Linked DNA regions of Homo sapiens: region 2 is linked to region 1. A link is a loop called in an ENCODE intact Hi-C map of the cell type or tissue named here. Cell type or tissue: ovary. All regions are shown on one strand. Each heading gives the region's core, and the rest is flanking DNA. Links, peaks and the distances in the headings are about the cores only.

Region 1 (7,180 bases), core at 997-5,996:
AGCCAGAGAGTTTTGACTCAGGATACATTCCAGACACCTTGGCTCCATCTGTTCTGCCTACAGCCTCCCTCATTGTCCTTTCCTCGTTATAGATCTGTGACCTTGCCTCTTCCTCTACTCGCCTCCATCACAAACTTCCCCTTCTCTCAGCCCTGCTCTCTGTGCCTCACAGGGGAGCTGGGAGTTAGAAGACTTCCAGGGGGAAGGACCAAGTTCTGTGGTCTCCATCTCAGCCCATCTCTCGCACCTTGGAATGGACTTACCAGCTGTTGGTGTAGGATGGGTAAACTGAGGCCAGGAGAGGAAAAGTGGCCTGCTTGAGGTCACGCAGCCAGTGAGTGGCAGAGTAGAGCCTAGAAGCCAGCTTCCAGCTCTTCTGACTCTCGGTCAAGTGCTCTTTTCACCGCACCAAATGACCCTGCTGCCCAGGAGATCTCAGCACCGACCCTCCTACCTCCGTGTCAAGCCAGAGGACTGAGGAGACCGTGTGCTTCCCCCAAGGCAGCTTTCTGGAATAGACCCTGCCTTGGCCAGTTCTGTTGTCAAATAGGCTGGTCTAATCCCTGAGGCTGGGAACAGGCAGGGGTGGAAGGATGGAGAAGATAAGGGAAGAAGATTTTGGCTTATTTTGCCCAGAACTGAGAAACAAATTACCTACAGGCATTATGCAAATGCATCCACTACATGTCAGCAACCTGTGGTAAGATGAATCGGAGGTGGGAGTGTATGTGTATGGGAGGTGGTGGTGGGTGCTCAGTTGCCCTCCAGAGCTGAAGATGCTGTCAATAGTTAGACAGGGTGACCCCACTCACCCATCCCCGTCCCCAAGCTGGGCCCATCTGGGTCTTCACAGTCTCTTCTGACATCTAGTTGAGTGACCATTGGGAAGCTGAGTGTAAACTGAGAGAGAAAGCCTTGAGCCAAAAATGGCTTAAGTCAAGCAAAGGGTGGAGAGGCAGGGGATGGTCGCAAAGGCCTGCATGTCTGGGTGGCAGGGGGAGTAGGCAGGACGTCAGGTGCTGTTGGGCGTGTTGACAAAGTCAGCAGGGGAAGTGCAAGGGGACGAGGAGGAAGGAGAGTTTACACTTCCTAATTTCTCCAACTAGCTTCTAGGGAAGGAATGTAATTTTGCTGTCTGAGGCACTGATTCCTTGCTCCCCCTAAAGGCAGAAATGGAAGTTATTTTTCCCCACAGAGGGCTTCCCCCTCCTCCTCAGAAGACTCAACTGCCCTTCCTCCCTGCCTCCCAGCTACCCAGGTTCCGGGTCCCACATCATTCCTCACTGTGATTCAGTGCAGCCCCCAATGGGAGCAACGTGCCCACCCTCCTCTGGGCAGAACCCTTTTCCTTGCATTCTGAGATCCAGTGAGGGGGGCAGTACCCCCAGAGGCCAGGTTGGGTTGTGGCTAGCTAACATTGGGGTCCCCAGCCTGACTCTCTTTGCCTTCCTAGAACCCTTGCCCAATACCCACAAACAAGGATTTCTCAGGTTGGGATCTCTGCGAGGCATCCATCCATGTCCAGGGTCTGGTCATTAGTTAATATCAGTGGACTGCCTAAACCGAAACTGGCAGAAGGTGGCCAGGGGAGGGGTCTGGACCCAGTGGAGAGAGTCAGGAGCCTGGGATTCTTATTTTGGTCCTGTTAGGATTTGCCCTGTGACCCTCCGGAAGTCCCTTGCTTCCCTGAGCCTGCTTCTTTATCTGTAACATGAGGGGATTGGACTGGATGCCTTATGGCTTAGCGCTGTGCTATGAAGAGGAAGAAGGAGGAAGGAAAAGGAGCGCAGAGCGGGTTACACTGCCAGGAGATCCTGGGAAGCTAGGTCACTTCCCTGAGCCTCAGCATCCTTATCTGCAAAATAGAAATTGCTAATAGACTAAAAGGCAATTCTGAAAGATGGATGAGAAAGGAATATAATGACTCAGGGTAGAGCCTGCAAAACAATATGGGATGAGAAGATGCAGGGACTGGTTTCATGGAGAGAGCAGGGTTTTAGGATTGGGGGAGGGTGCCAGGGCTACCGACTGCTTTGGGAGATCCCAGAGGGGGCATTCTGAAGTCCTGCAGAAGAGATGCTGTGCCGTGAGGGGTGAGGGGTCGCTGGAGGCCAGACCAGGGCTCCCAGGAGTCCTGCATTGAGAAGGGAGAGAGTGGACACAGGAAGGATGCGCCTCTGTCCAGTCCTGAGGCTGGGCGCACACACCAGGCCCTTCGAAAAGCTCACATTTTTTCCAGCTTTTCTCACCCAGTATCACTTCCTTTGTTAAGAGGAGGGGGTGGGGGAGGAGACGGAGGATGAGGAGGGAGGGGCTGGCGGGTGCCGCCGCCGCCCCCGCCCCCTCCCGGTGTGCGGAGCCCGATTGTCACTCAGCTCCTGCGCCGGGGGCGACAGAGCCGCAGGCGCCCGAGTCGAGTCCCAGCCAGCTACCATCCCTCTGGAGCTTACCGGCCGGCCTTGGCTTCCCCAGGAATCCCTGGAGCTAGCGGCTGCTGAAGGCGTCGAGGTGTGGGGGCACTTGGACAGAACAGTCAGGCAGCCGGGAGCTCTGCCAGCTTTGGTGACCTTGGGTAAGTCTGAGTCTCGGTTCACCCCTGGGGCTCCCCAATGGGGGTGCAGGAGAGGGTTGAAAGAAGAGACCGGAATGCCCCCTTGGGGCAGGCCATGGGCAAGGTTCCCCGACAGAGCTGGAACGGGACCAGAGGACTGCTAAGATCCAGGCACCAGACGGGTCTCAAGTGGGTGGGCGCAGGGCAGGTGCGGGCACGCTGGGGAATAGGGAGAAACGCCCCAGCCTTGTCCTGGGCTCCGTCCCCAGACCCACGTCTGCCACCCCAGTCCCAGGTGCGAAACAGGGGCGCTACCTCTTTAAAAGCGTCCGGGGCTGAGTCTCTGCCGTACCATGTGATTGCTTGAAAGGCCGGGCTGGGAGCGCTGCGGCGGGAGCCGGAGGACTATGAGCTGCCGCGCGTTGTCCAGAGCCCAGCCCAGCCCTACCGCGCGCGGCCCGGAGCTCTGTTCCCTGGAACTTTGGGCACTGCCTCTGGGACCCCTGCCGGCCAGCAGGCAGGATGGTGAGCTCCCTGCATCCTGTTCTGTGCACAGGGGTGGGCAGAGCCAGTCATGGGAGACCCCTCTGTGCGTGTGTCTGTGTGTGCGCGCGCGCTGGGAGCTGCCTCACACCTGATAAAAAAGCCAGTGGAGGAGTGAGCGCTGCTATTTTAAGTTGCTGAATGGAACCTCTGGGAATGATAAAGGGAAGGGACAAAGATTAGGCAGAGAAGGGTCCGGGTGCCCCTCCAGCCTGGGTAGGAGCTGCATGTGACAAGTGGGACACATCACAGGGTACCTGGAGTTCCAGGGCAGCCTGAGCTCCCTGCCCCTCCCAGACGGGTCTCCCCATCCCAGGCTTCCCTGACCACACAGGTGCTTGCCTCGTGCCCCTTGGTGCCCGTCTGCTGATGTGCCCAGCCTGTGCCCGCCATGCCGCCCTCCATCTCAGCTTTCCAGGCCGCCTACATCGGCATCGAGGTGCTCATCGCCCTGGTCTCTGTGCCCGGGAACGTGCTGGTGATCTGGGCGGTGAAGGTGAACCAGGCGCTGCGGGATGCCACCTTCTGCTTCATCGTGTCGCTGGCGGTGGCTGATGTGGCCGTGGGTGCCCTGGTCATCCCCCTCGCCATCCTCATCAACATTGGGCCACAGACCTACTTCCACACCTGCCTCATGGTTGCCTGTCCGGTCCTCATCCTCACCCAGAGCTCCATCCTGGCCCTGCTGGCAATTGCTGTGGACCGCTACCTCCGGGTCAAGATCCCTCTCCGGTGAGTCCACAGCGCCGAAGGTACTCGCAGCACCACATGATGGCTGGCTTGAGGGCCATCTAGAAAGGAAAAAAGGTAGAGCATAAGACCCCAAGTAAGCCAGATGTTCTTTGGGCCATCGTGCTCCAGTCCTCACTCTGCCTTTCCGTGCTCCGCTCTGCAGGGCCAGAGAAACAGGAGGGGGATGGGTGGCTGGAGGACTGTACTGTGAACTTACCAGTGCCCATGACCTCAGAGCTGAAGCTCTTGCAGCCAGGGAACCTGAGGCTGCCTGTCAGGCCTGGGGTGGAGGTGGGAGATTTGGAAGAGCCACTAAGATGGGGTCACAGTGAGTGCTGGGTAGGAATGAGCTGAGCTCTGCCAGTCCCAGGGAAGAGGAAGAGGAAGAGGCAGAGAAGAGAGTTAGGGTGGGGTGGGAACATACTGAGGGTGGCACAACAGGGGCAGGAGTGCTGCTTCTCCAGCCAGACCACGGCAGGCTTCCCAAAGGCACGCTTTGGCTCTCTCATTCACCAGGTATCTCTGTGCTAGCCAGCTGTTCCTTCCAGGGCTTTCCAGCTGAACCCAACAGTCTGATTACCTTTGCCTCACTCCCACTTATGGGACCTCTGTTACAGACAGGAGGAAGGAAAAATGCTGGTGCCTACTTCTCATATTGCTGTTCTGTTGCAAAACCACCTCTTTGCTGGTCACAGTAGAGGTGCTTGTGCTGCTCCCAGGCAGCACTGGGATGGGTGGCCTGCTGGTGCCGTCCTCAGTGTGGGTGTCCAGCCCATGTTGGAGCTCCCTGCCAGGCCACAATCTCATCACCAGGCAGTGCCTTGGGCCACCAAGTGCCAGCGAGTGCCTGGGCATATTGCCAGGGACTGGCCCTGCTGGGACGCTCTTGTGAGGCATGCTTGCCCCCTCTTTGAATTCTTGCCCCCAGTAGATTCCTTTTCTCCTGGGGAGCTCTGGCCATCTCCAGCACCTGCCACCCCCGGCATAGCTTCTCTGGGATGTAGGGCCTCTGACCTCACTTGGCCCCTTGCCCGGGCAGGCCTAGGGACCCATGTTTCTCCCTTTGTGTTACATTTGTGCACATTTAACTTTTCAAAGCCTTTCTTACATGCATGATTTTTTCCTGTTATCATCACGCCGCTGTAAGGGAGGTGGAGCAGGAGCTTTTAAAGGGGGAAACTAAGACTCAGAGGGTCTCCTTGAAGCTCACTCAGAAGTGTGATCTAATTATCTGCCTTCCTTCCTGATTCCCCATGCCCAGTGGCTTGATGCCAGTCTCTCTGCCCTGTCTACCTCCCTCCACCCTCCAGGTTTTCCAGGGAAGGTGGGGTGAATAAGGGAACACAGCCAGAAGCCCCATAGGCTCATCCACTGAGGGGCCCACATGCTGCCATTAGTCCCAGGTTGCTGCTGGGCTGCACATATAAAGCTGGTCTCAGTGCATTAGAAGAGCGGGGCCTCTGAGCCTGGCCATTATAACGAAGTGTTGCCACATTTGGAAACTCATGCAGATGTCCAGCTGTAGGAAGGCTGCTGGAGAAATTCTGTCTGCTGAGTGAGTGTTAAGGTGAGCCAAAGGTCCCGTCTTGCTGTGACAGAATGCACCCTACTTGCCCTGTGGGGCTGGGATGGCTGCACTGGTGGGAACAGCAGACTTATTCCTTCAGGAGGCAGCTGCTGTGGCTTTGGAGCTGGGGTCCTGGGGAGCTGTCCTTTGAGGGTGGAGGCAGGGACCTGCACAGAGGCTGCCATGGGCCTGAGTTCAAATCCTTGCTGGGAATTTCTAGCTGTGCAAAAGTCACTTACCTAACCGCTTTAAGCTTTAATGTCCTTATGTATAAAAGGGAACATTAATAATAGTGCCTACTCCCTAGGGTTATTGGAATAATTTAATGAACTCATATATGCGAAGCACTTGTATTAATATTATGCCTCATATATGCAAGCCATAGGGAGGTCTTATTTGTAGTTTTATTGTCACTATTAACATATGGCTCAAGTGTGGCTGGATAGGTGAGCCCTACTCCTGCCACTCACGCTCTTAGGTGTCATTCGGTGTCAACACATACACACGAAGAAACACGCACACAAACACATACGCAACACATCTCCCAGGAGGTGTCTAAGTACTGTGAAGTTATATCTATACATGTTTCTACTCCTCTGGTGCAGTGTTGGTGCCTCAAGGCAGCATCCACATCTTATCTATTTCTGCAAATTCTTCAGAATGCCCAGCTCAGTGTCTGGCACATCACAGACCCTCAGTAAACGTTGATTGAATTGGCCAGGTTTACGGAACACACACAGTTGAGCCTCAAGCCTATCTTCCAGAAGTCTAACCTCTCACTTTCTTGCTGTGGGCTAGACCTGTCCCCACTTCTGATTCAGGGCCATGACCACAGATGCCCCCACTGGCTCAGCGTGGCTCCTTGACAGCCACACACCAGCAGTGCCTGGGAGTGTCCTGCCCCATGGAGAGGAGCCTTTCTCCTGAGTTAGGGAAAGGCTGCTGGGGCCTCACTTCTCAAGCAGGGATCCTGGCTGAGGTGTTGGGCCATTCTGGGCTCCTGCGTGGCACTGCCCAGGTCCCTTCCAGGAGGAACAGCATGCTTTGCTCCCCTCTACGTGGCTGGAGTCAGCAGGCTGCTGGGTCTACGAAACTCCTCTTGGCCAGAGGTCCCCAGGCACCAGGCTTGCTGCCCTGACATGCCAGTCAAAGGTAGATGTGGCCCTGGGCACAGAGAGTCGTACTGACCGAGCACTGGTGAGGCGTGTCTGGGGCACCCGGATACAGGTGTCTGCTGGCTATCACCAAGTGGGGCATGGTTTGGTCAGTCAACCACAAATTTTCTTTCTTTCTACTTGGCAGAAAACCAAGAGAGAAAAGAGATTCACACCATATAATATGATCCAGTTACAAAATTTTTTCTTTTTAAGCTCAAATTGTTGATTCATCAGTAACCTGTGGTCATTTGCATATAATTTGCACGCTATTTGCATAGCACCTCCCCATGCTTGGTAATTGAAGCCCTATTCCCCTCAGCTCCTGGTTCTAGGGAATCTCTATTATTTGTCCCTTAACCCCTCACCCAGAGCTTTCTTGGTGGCAATTTGGTGCCTACTCCCGAGGGCTAGTTGTAGGGAAGTGTGCCAACAGAGGGCTCCCTGACCAAACCTCTCTGTGGGAAGGAGACCCTAGCAAGGGGGCTGTCCATGGCCAGCTGGGTTGGAGTGGAGTGAGGGATGGTGGGTGTTTGCGAGTCAGGCAGACCTGAGTTTGAACCTTGCTCTGTTACTAATTAGCTATGCAACCTTTGATAAGTTATTCAGCCTCTCTGAGCCTTTCCCCTTCAC
Region 2 (7,180 bases), core at 1,426-6,425, 87 kb after region 1:
AGGTAAACCATAAAATCAGATATTGTAGAGGACAAGAGCTGAGGCATGAAGGAGGGTGCACTGGGGAGAGCAACCAAAGACATGGGTGGGCCTGGGTCAGGCCCTGACTCCACTGCCGGCTTGACTTGGACACCGTGGTTTCTGCACCTGTGATCCCATGGGATTGACAGCAGAGATAAATGGACCTGAATATTAGTGTATGGCTGGACACAGAAGAAGTGCCCAATACTCATAACCTCTGAGGTCTAGACACCAAATAGCAGGGTAAGGAGATAAAAGAAATACATATGATTTTAACCTGGGGGAGGAAAGACAGCAGTGTTCTAGAAAGCAAACCTGGGCTCTGGGTCTCATCTAGACTGGCATCTAAATTGCAGTTTTAGGCCAGGCGTGGTGGCTCACGCCTGTAATCCCAGCACTTTGGGAAGCTGAGGTGGGCAGATCACTTGAGGTCAGGAGTTCGAGACCAGCCTGGCCAACATAGTGAAACCCCATCTCTACTAAAAATACCAAAAAATTTAGCTGGGTGTGGTGACATGCGCCTTTAATCCCAGCTACTTGGGAGGCTGAGGGACGAGAATCACTTGAACCCAGGAGACGGAGGCTGCAGTGAGCCAAGATTGCACCACTGCACTCCAGCCTGGGTGACAGAGTGACTCTGTCTCAATAATTAATTAATCAGCTAATTAATTGCAGCTTTGCCACATACTGCTTGTGTAACCCAAGGGAAACAGAAAATGACACGTCCTTTGCAGGGGTACCGTGAGGATTAAACGACACAGGTTAATTCACTTACTATTCATTCAGTAACTATTTATTGGATGTCTAATACATGCTTAGTATGGTCTCTGGTCATGCAACGAATGTTAATTCCCCTGTCTCTTTGAAGGAAGGACTAATGGCTGGACACTAATATTAAAAGAGTCAGTGGTATTCAATAGAAGGGCTTGGGAGAGTAGTGCTCTTGTCATGAAATAGCACTTCAGTCTGGAAATCCTCTAAGTGATTTCTGCACCTGAGGGTAAAAGAAGAAAAAAAGTCAGAAATTACATGGTTCAATATTTACTGAGCCTCAAACATGTGTCATGATTGGAGAGGACCACTTAAGACATTGTGCTTGACCTTAGGAGCTCGGAACCTAGGGGAGGAGTCTAACATCCACACAGATCACGGTGGCAGCATATGTCAGTGTGGTGGCCCAGTGGTCTAGTGTGGCAGGGAGGCAGTCACTGATGTCCAGGGCACCCGAGGATGTTTCCTGCAAGAGTAACCCAGGAGCTGACTGTCTCAGGGTGACTGGCAGTGGCCCGGTGGGGAAAGGAGGGATGGCACAGGCAGAAGTGAAGCACAGGTGGAGATGCGCTGGAGGAAGGCATGGCTTGTTTGGAGACTCCCGATGGTCCCCTGGGATACAGGTCACCACACTGGATATGGGACACCAAGGGTGCTTTCCTAGCAGCAACCTGGGGCAGAGGAGAGGGAGGATGTTGTACTGGACCATGCACGTGGACCATGCACTGGGCATAAGGGCATGACAGAGGCTGGGGCAGTCACCAAAGGTTGACTCTGAAGGTACAGTCCACAGGTTGGGGCAGTGGCCGGGAGCCCTAACCTCAGTCGGTATTAACTAAAAGGCCACCAGGCAAGTGGGGATTGAGGTGACAGTTGACATAAAGGATAGGGGAGCAGTCATTGCTCTGGAGGACTTGTCCATGGGGCCATGATCACCGCCATCAGACTAAGGGCCTACACGAGGCACCTGTGCCAGGGGAGAAATGGGGCCAAGGCAGGGCCTCTTGGGGACATTTAGAAGAGGGGACCAAGGCAGGACCATGTCCTATAAGCTGGGTTAACAAAGGCAGCCAGGGAAGAATTGCACCCAGATTTACCCCTGAGGACTGTGGATCTCAAAAGTGCATGGGCAAATCTTCCTTTGACTTGGGATCTCATCTCAAATGTGGCCTCTACTGAGCCTTCTGTGACCACACTGTGCACAGCAGTCCCCTCACCGCCATCCTTCACTCTCTAGCCATATCTTGTTTCCTTTCAGCACTCATTATTGCCTGGAAAGGTCTTATGTGCACGTTTGTTCACTGTCTGCCTCCCCCAACAGAATGTTAGCCTCAGGAAAGTAAAGCCCCGGCTCTTGTCCCTGCTGTGTCCAGCTGGACACCAGGCCTGCATGGACACTTGGTGTGTGCTGAGAAACTCAGCAGCAGCAGGAAGACTCCAGCCACATGGGGCTTCAAGGCCAAGGTGGAGTCAAAGGAGACAATCTGGCTGGGAACAATGGCTTACACCTGTAATCCCAACAGTTTGGGAGGCCAAGGCAGGAGGATCACTTGAGCCCAGGAGTTGGAGACCAGCCTGTGTAACATGACAAAACCCTGCCTCTACATAAAATACAAAATTTAGCAGGGCATGGTGGTGTGTACCTGTAGTCCCAGCTACCTGGGAGGCTGAGGTGGGAGGATCAGCTGAGCCCAGGAGGTCAAGGCTGCAGTGAGCTGTGATCGTGCCTCTGCACTCCAGCCTGGGTGACAGAGAGAGACCTTGTCTCAAGCAAACAACAGCAACCCCGTCTCTACTAAAAATACAAAAATTAGCCTGGTGTGGTGGCAGGTGCCTGTAGTCCCAGCTCCTCGGGAGGCTGAAGCAGGAGAATCGCTTGAGCCCAGGAGGTGGAGGTTGTAGTAAGCCGAGATCACGCCACTGCACTCCAACCTGGGCAACAGAGCGAGACTCTGTCTCAAAAAAAAAGAAAAAAACCAAAACCCAAAAAACAAAAACCAAACAAACAAACAAAAAACAAAACAAAACAAAAACAAACAAAAAGAGATAATCTGAACACAAATAGCTTTTCGAGAACTCTCATTGTTTCTGTCCTAGACAGGATTCATTCAGAAAATGGCGTGGGCCTGAGCTAGCCGGGTGACAGAGGGCTGTGGGAGTCCCACATGAGGAGCTGGCATGATGGTTGAGGTTAATGCTGACATCAGGGGTACCCAGCAACTGAACTGGGGTGGGGACGGCAGGAGAAGTGACCGGAGAAGACACGAGGGCCTGATAAAGTGTCTCAACCCTGTGCTGATGGGTGGGGACTTTCTCCTTTGGGCAGGGGAAGCCTGTCACTTCCCTTGCTTAGTTTTTAAGCAGGGGAACTGACAGGCTTAGATCTCTATTTTAGAAAGATTAAACTGGTTGCGATGTGGTGGCTGACTGGAAGAGGGGGTGGGCAGGAAGCAGGGAGGCCAGATAGAAGGTGGGTCCAGATATGAGATGATGCTGGTTCTAGCTGAGGGAGTGGCCATGAGTTTGTAGAGGAGCAGGGTGGATGTGAAGACCAGAGAGAGGCTGTGGCTAATGCTTTCCTGAGGGTAACAGTAGTGCAGGTGTAAGACTGCGTACTCAGGGAGGACTTTGGTTATTTGGATGCTTGTAGGAGGGCGCATTCTGCTAAAAGGAGACTACAGTTTTTGCTAAATCCTTGACAAACCCAGCTCACAGAAGTTGAAGAAAGGGCTGAGAAGGGAAGAGGGAGGGAGGGAATGAGCACTGATCATAGGGCAGGCGTGCACGACTTCACTGACTCCTCACATTTCTTCCATCCTACAGCAGAGGACTGAGGCTCTGCTTCTTTGCCTGAAGTCACACAGCTGGAGTGCAGCACGCCAGAAGTCACCCCTGCACCTGGACTCCACTCCTAACAGCTCGTTGGGATGTGGTTGGTGTATCCCTCAATTGAGACCTCAGGGGGCGGAGCACGTGCTCAAGCAGCTTGTGCTCTGGACTGAGGAGAGCAGGTTTCAAAATGCCCATGGACAGGCAGGCTGCCGGAGTGACGGGGACACTGTTCCTGCGCTCTGGTGCTGGGTTGACTCACATGGGGGGCCAAGCTGCCTCCCCCTCATCTCACCTGTCCCAGTCCCCAGCTGCCTTCCCAAGTCCCAACCAGAAACCAGCTTGGAGTGAATAACAGGCTGGACCATTAGGCTTTGTGCAGATTTTCTTCAAACAGAATGACCAAGGTGCAGCCCAAAGCAGCCAGGAATGTTGGGATGACTTTATTTAACCAGGACACCGTGTGCATGCTCTCTGGCCCATTTCAGGCCTTGGTTCTGGACTCAGAATTGGTTAGAATCAGTCTTCAGTTTAAATGCCTATAAAGTGAGAATAATCATTGTTCCTTCTTCATCTGGTGAACGGGGGCAGTAGGTGAGATAGGGCCTGCAAAGGGCCCAAACAGGATTTATCTCGAAGACCCCTGAGTACCAGGGGTCTGAATTCTTAGTGTAATGCTGAGTGGCTGCTCGCAGAGCGCTTAAATCAGGGAAAAGTTCTTCTCTGCTGCCATCTAGTGGCATTTTGGGAATAACACGTGCGTGAAGGTCCGCAGAAGCTCCTGTTTCCAGGCTTCTGAGCCAATAACCAAAGAACGTGTTGCACTTGGGGCCGCGCTCTGGCTGCCATCACCTGTGTACTGGAAACTGCCCACTGGCATATGGACTCATGGGGCAAGACCTGCCACAGGGCCTGGCACATCCTGCACGGACCACCTTCCCACCTGGCTCTGACCTGCGGATGTTTTGGAGTCAACAGTGTGCTTAGAGAGCCTCTTAAGTCACCACATCTTTGGGAAGAGGGGCACAAACCAAAGATTTATTTTGCAAGTGAAAGGGGCAGCCCAGGAGACCCAGAAAAAAGGAAGGCAAGGCTGAGAGCAGAAAGCCTGGATAAAGGAAGACCACAGAAAGGCCTGCAGGAGCCAGATTGCGGCCCCCAGGGAAAACCCAGGAGGCAGGCTGTAGAGTGATCCTGGGCCCAGCCTCAAAGCTGGGACTGGAGGGGCTTTAGCGACTCAATTCCAGGTGCAGCATTTGCAGGAGTTGCTGAACACCAGGCCTGTCGGGCAGCTTTGCTGGAACAGCCGCCCCGCTGCACAGCTGTAGAAGCTGGACCGTTCCCGAGGATTGGGATAGAGCCCATCAGCTTTGCCCTGGCAGAACGTGTCTTGTCCAGGGCTGGGGCCATGCTCAGGTTCAGAGGGCTGACCTGGTTTTGGAACTTCAAGCTCTGGGGTGCCTGAAGGCAAGTATGGAAGACCTGGGAAGACAGTGAAGATTCAACCAAGGCTCCCCCGAAGAGATCCCAAACCCACAGGCAGAGCACACAGGCAGCAACCATTGGCTGGCAGCAGCCCAGCACCACATGCCCTACAGGCTGAGTACAGCCAGATACCCCAGGCAGAGAACAGCCAGACAACAGCCATACCTACAGCTGAAGCACAGTGCCACAGGCAACACCTGGCCTCACATGTGACAGGCAGTTAAGGCTTTACCCATCTGCAAGCACAACCATATACTGCTGAGGGCAGGTGGGGGTGCCACGCTGCAGGCTAAGGGGAGGCTTTCTCCCAGGTAAGAGAGGAACAAGGTGCTGCTCCCAGTCTGGGGGCCCTCTGGAGGGAAGCCACGGTTACAACAACCCTGGGCAGGCATTGCTACAACCAGGAAGAGAAAGACCGCAAAAAGGAAAATTGTTTTGACAGTTTCCTTAGCTCCTGCGGGTACATGAAGCTTGGGAAATTACAGTATTGGGGCAAAGTCATTTCCTCAGAAGGACCCGGGACCTACAGTTCATTGGATGCATGGAGCTGTGTTTGTACCCCACCTCCAAATTCCACCACTGGCCCTGGGCCCCTTACTTACTCAGTTCCTGCCGTAGCGTCTGGATGAGGGGGTATCGGCCCTGGTTGCAGGAGAAGCCGGCAAAGTCATCTAAGTCCAGTGCCCAGACCATGGCCCCGCCCAGTCCCTTCTGCTTCAGATAGCTGACCTGTGCAGGGAGGGGATGCAGTGGAGGAGCCCGGGGAAGCCTGACCCGGCCACCCCAGAGCCTGGCTACCTCTTCTGGACAGGGCCCTTTTTGCTCCAGCAGCCTCAGGCCTGTGAGTGGCTGTAGATTCTGGAGACAGCCTTGGGCTGGGAGCCTGGATGCTGAGTCCTCATGCTGCTTGGACATCAGTCATTTTGCAGTCTCCTTGTCTTAACGTAAGCATGACCTGGGGTGGGGTGGGTGCAGTCGGGAGGAATAGTGTCAGTTGTGTGCACCTCCCTAAGTGGGAACCCTTCACCGCTTGGTCATGTGTGGGCTGAGCTGCTTTATTTAAGGGTATTGTATGCTGGTCAAGGTCAAGGTCAAGGTAAGTCCAGTTACCATAGGGAACAACTCAGATTTCCAAAAGATCTCAATCAAGGCTTGCTTCTCTGTCTTCATGTCTTTGTCTTCCCTGAGAGCCATCTTCCCTCCACCAGATTCCTGAGGCTTCCTGAGGGTATGACTGTGTGTTCCCTCAGAGTGGGATTCTCTGTCCTCTAACCCTGCCAGGGGGCCATGGTGCTTGATCCCTTGCTGGCCCCAGCCTCCCTTTCAGCTAGCTCCCTTCCTCTACCTGCCCTGCTTGGGGGTCCAGCTATGTGGGCCTACACTTTGTTTTCAGAGTCCAGCCTTTACTTTCTCTGCACCCGCGTCTTTGCTTGTGCAGTTGCCCGCTCCCTCACCCCTAAGAATGGCCACCTTCTATGCTTTAGGACTTATCTGAAATACCCTTCCACCGTGACCCCTTCTCCCATCTCCCCAGCCAGGATCGTGCCCCCCTGCAATTGTCCACCTCTAGAAGCTGCCGCTGTCAGCCACACATGATAGTTGATGTGGGATGTACAGATAAACTAGTGAAGCATCCGTCTTCAGGAGCTAACAGTTTCACAGGGGAAAATGGCATGAAACCAGGTAAATGCACCAATATTGGGCAGGAGAAGGGGGTCCTATAAGTAAAGCAAAAGGTCTGTAATTTGGACATGCACCAGATATTGCCAATGGGCTGAAGAAAGCTATATGTCTCACCATGTGTATTTCTCCTCTTCATATGTCTGTAGAATTTGTATGGTATTTAATAAAATAGAAATACTTTCCAGAGTGCTACTAAATGTAGAGCAATTTTTTGTCATTTTGTCTTTTCTGAGTCAATAGGTAGTAAAGGTACAAAATACTATCACGTGGAGATTTATGAAATGTTGGGACATTTAAAGGAGACTCACCCTTGAGGTCCTGAACTGTCCTCATTCCATGTCATTGACAGGACTTGTTCACTAGGACCACCCCTCTGCCAGCAGAGCTGGGC

The links. A loop is a pair of places that touch in the nucleus more often than their neighbours do. Peaks named below come from ENCODE experiments on the same cell type or tissue, not always from the same donor. Only the 100,000 strongest peaks of a DNase experiment are listed, where the experiment ranks them.
Region 2: it touches region 1 in a loop (3-fold over the local background); 100 of 110 quality-filtered maps call a loop at or near these places.

Annotation. Positions count from the first base shown.
Region 1 is chr1:203,125,357-203,132,536 of GRCh38, forward strand. ADORA1 (adenosine A1 receptor) reads left to right here and starts at 2,370. Exons shown (of 4, transcript NM_000674.3): 1 at 2,370-2,572; 2 at 2,922-3,076; 3 at 3,429-3,826. The coding sequence starts at 3,486. RefSeq lists an enhancer at 2,094-3,074. In ovary, for the core only: no CTCF peak of the experiment used is centred there; DNase peaks (open chromatin) are centred at 2,925 and 4,675; H3K4me3 peaks cover 891 bases.
Region 2 is chr1:203,212,031-203,219,210 of GRCh38, forward strand. It overlaps CHIT1 (chitinase 1), which reads right to left. Exons shown (of 11, transcript NM_003465.3): 10 at 5,709-5,835; 11 at 4,049-5,103. The coding sequence ends at 4,859. LOC124904485 (a long non-coding RNA gene) reads right to left here and starts at 1,457. Exons shown (of 2, transcript XR_007066797.1): 1 at 1,123-1,457; 2 at 793-1,015. RefSeq lists enhancers at 3,302-4,058, 4,059-4,814, 4,815-5,570. In ovary, for the core only: a CTCF peak has its summit at 4,367 (motif pointing left); DNase peaks (open chromatin) are centred at 3,861 and 4,373.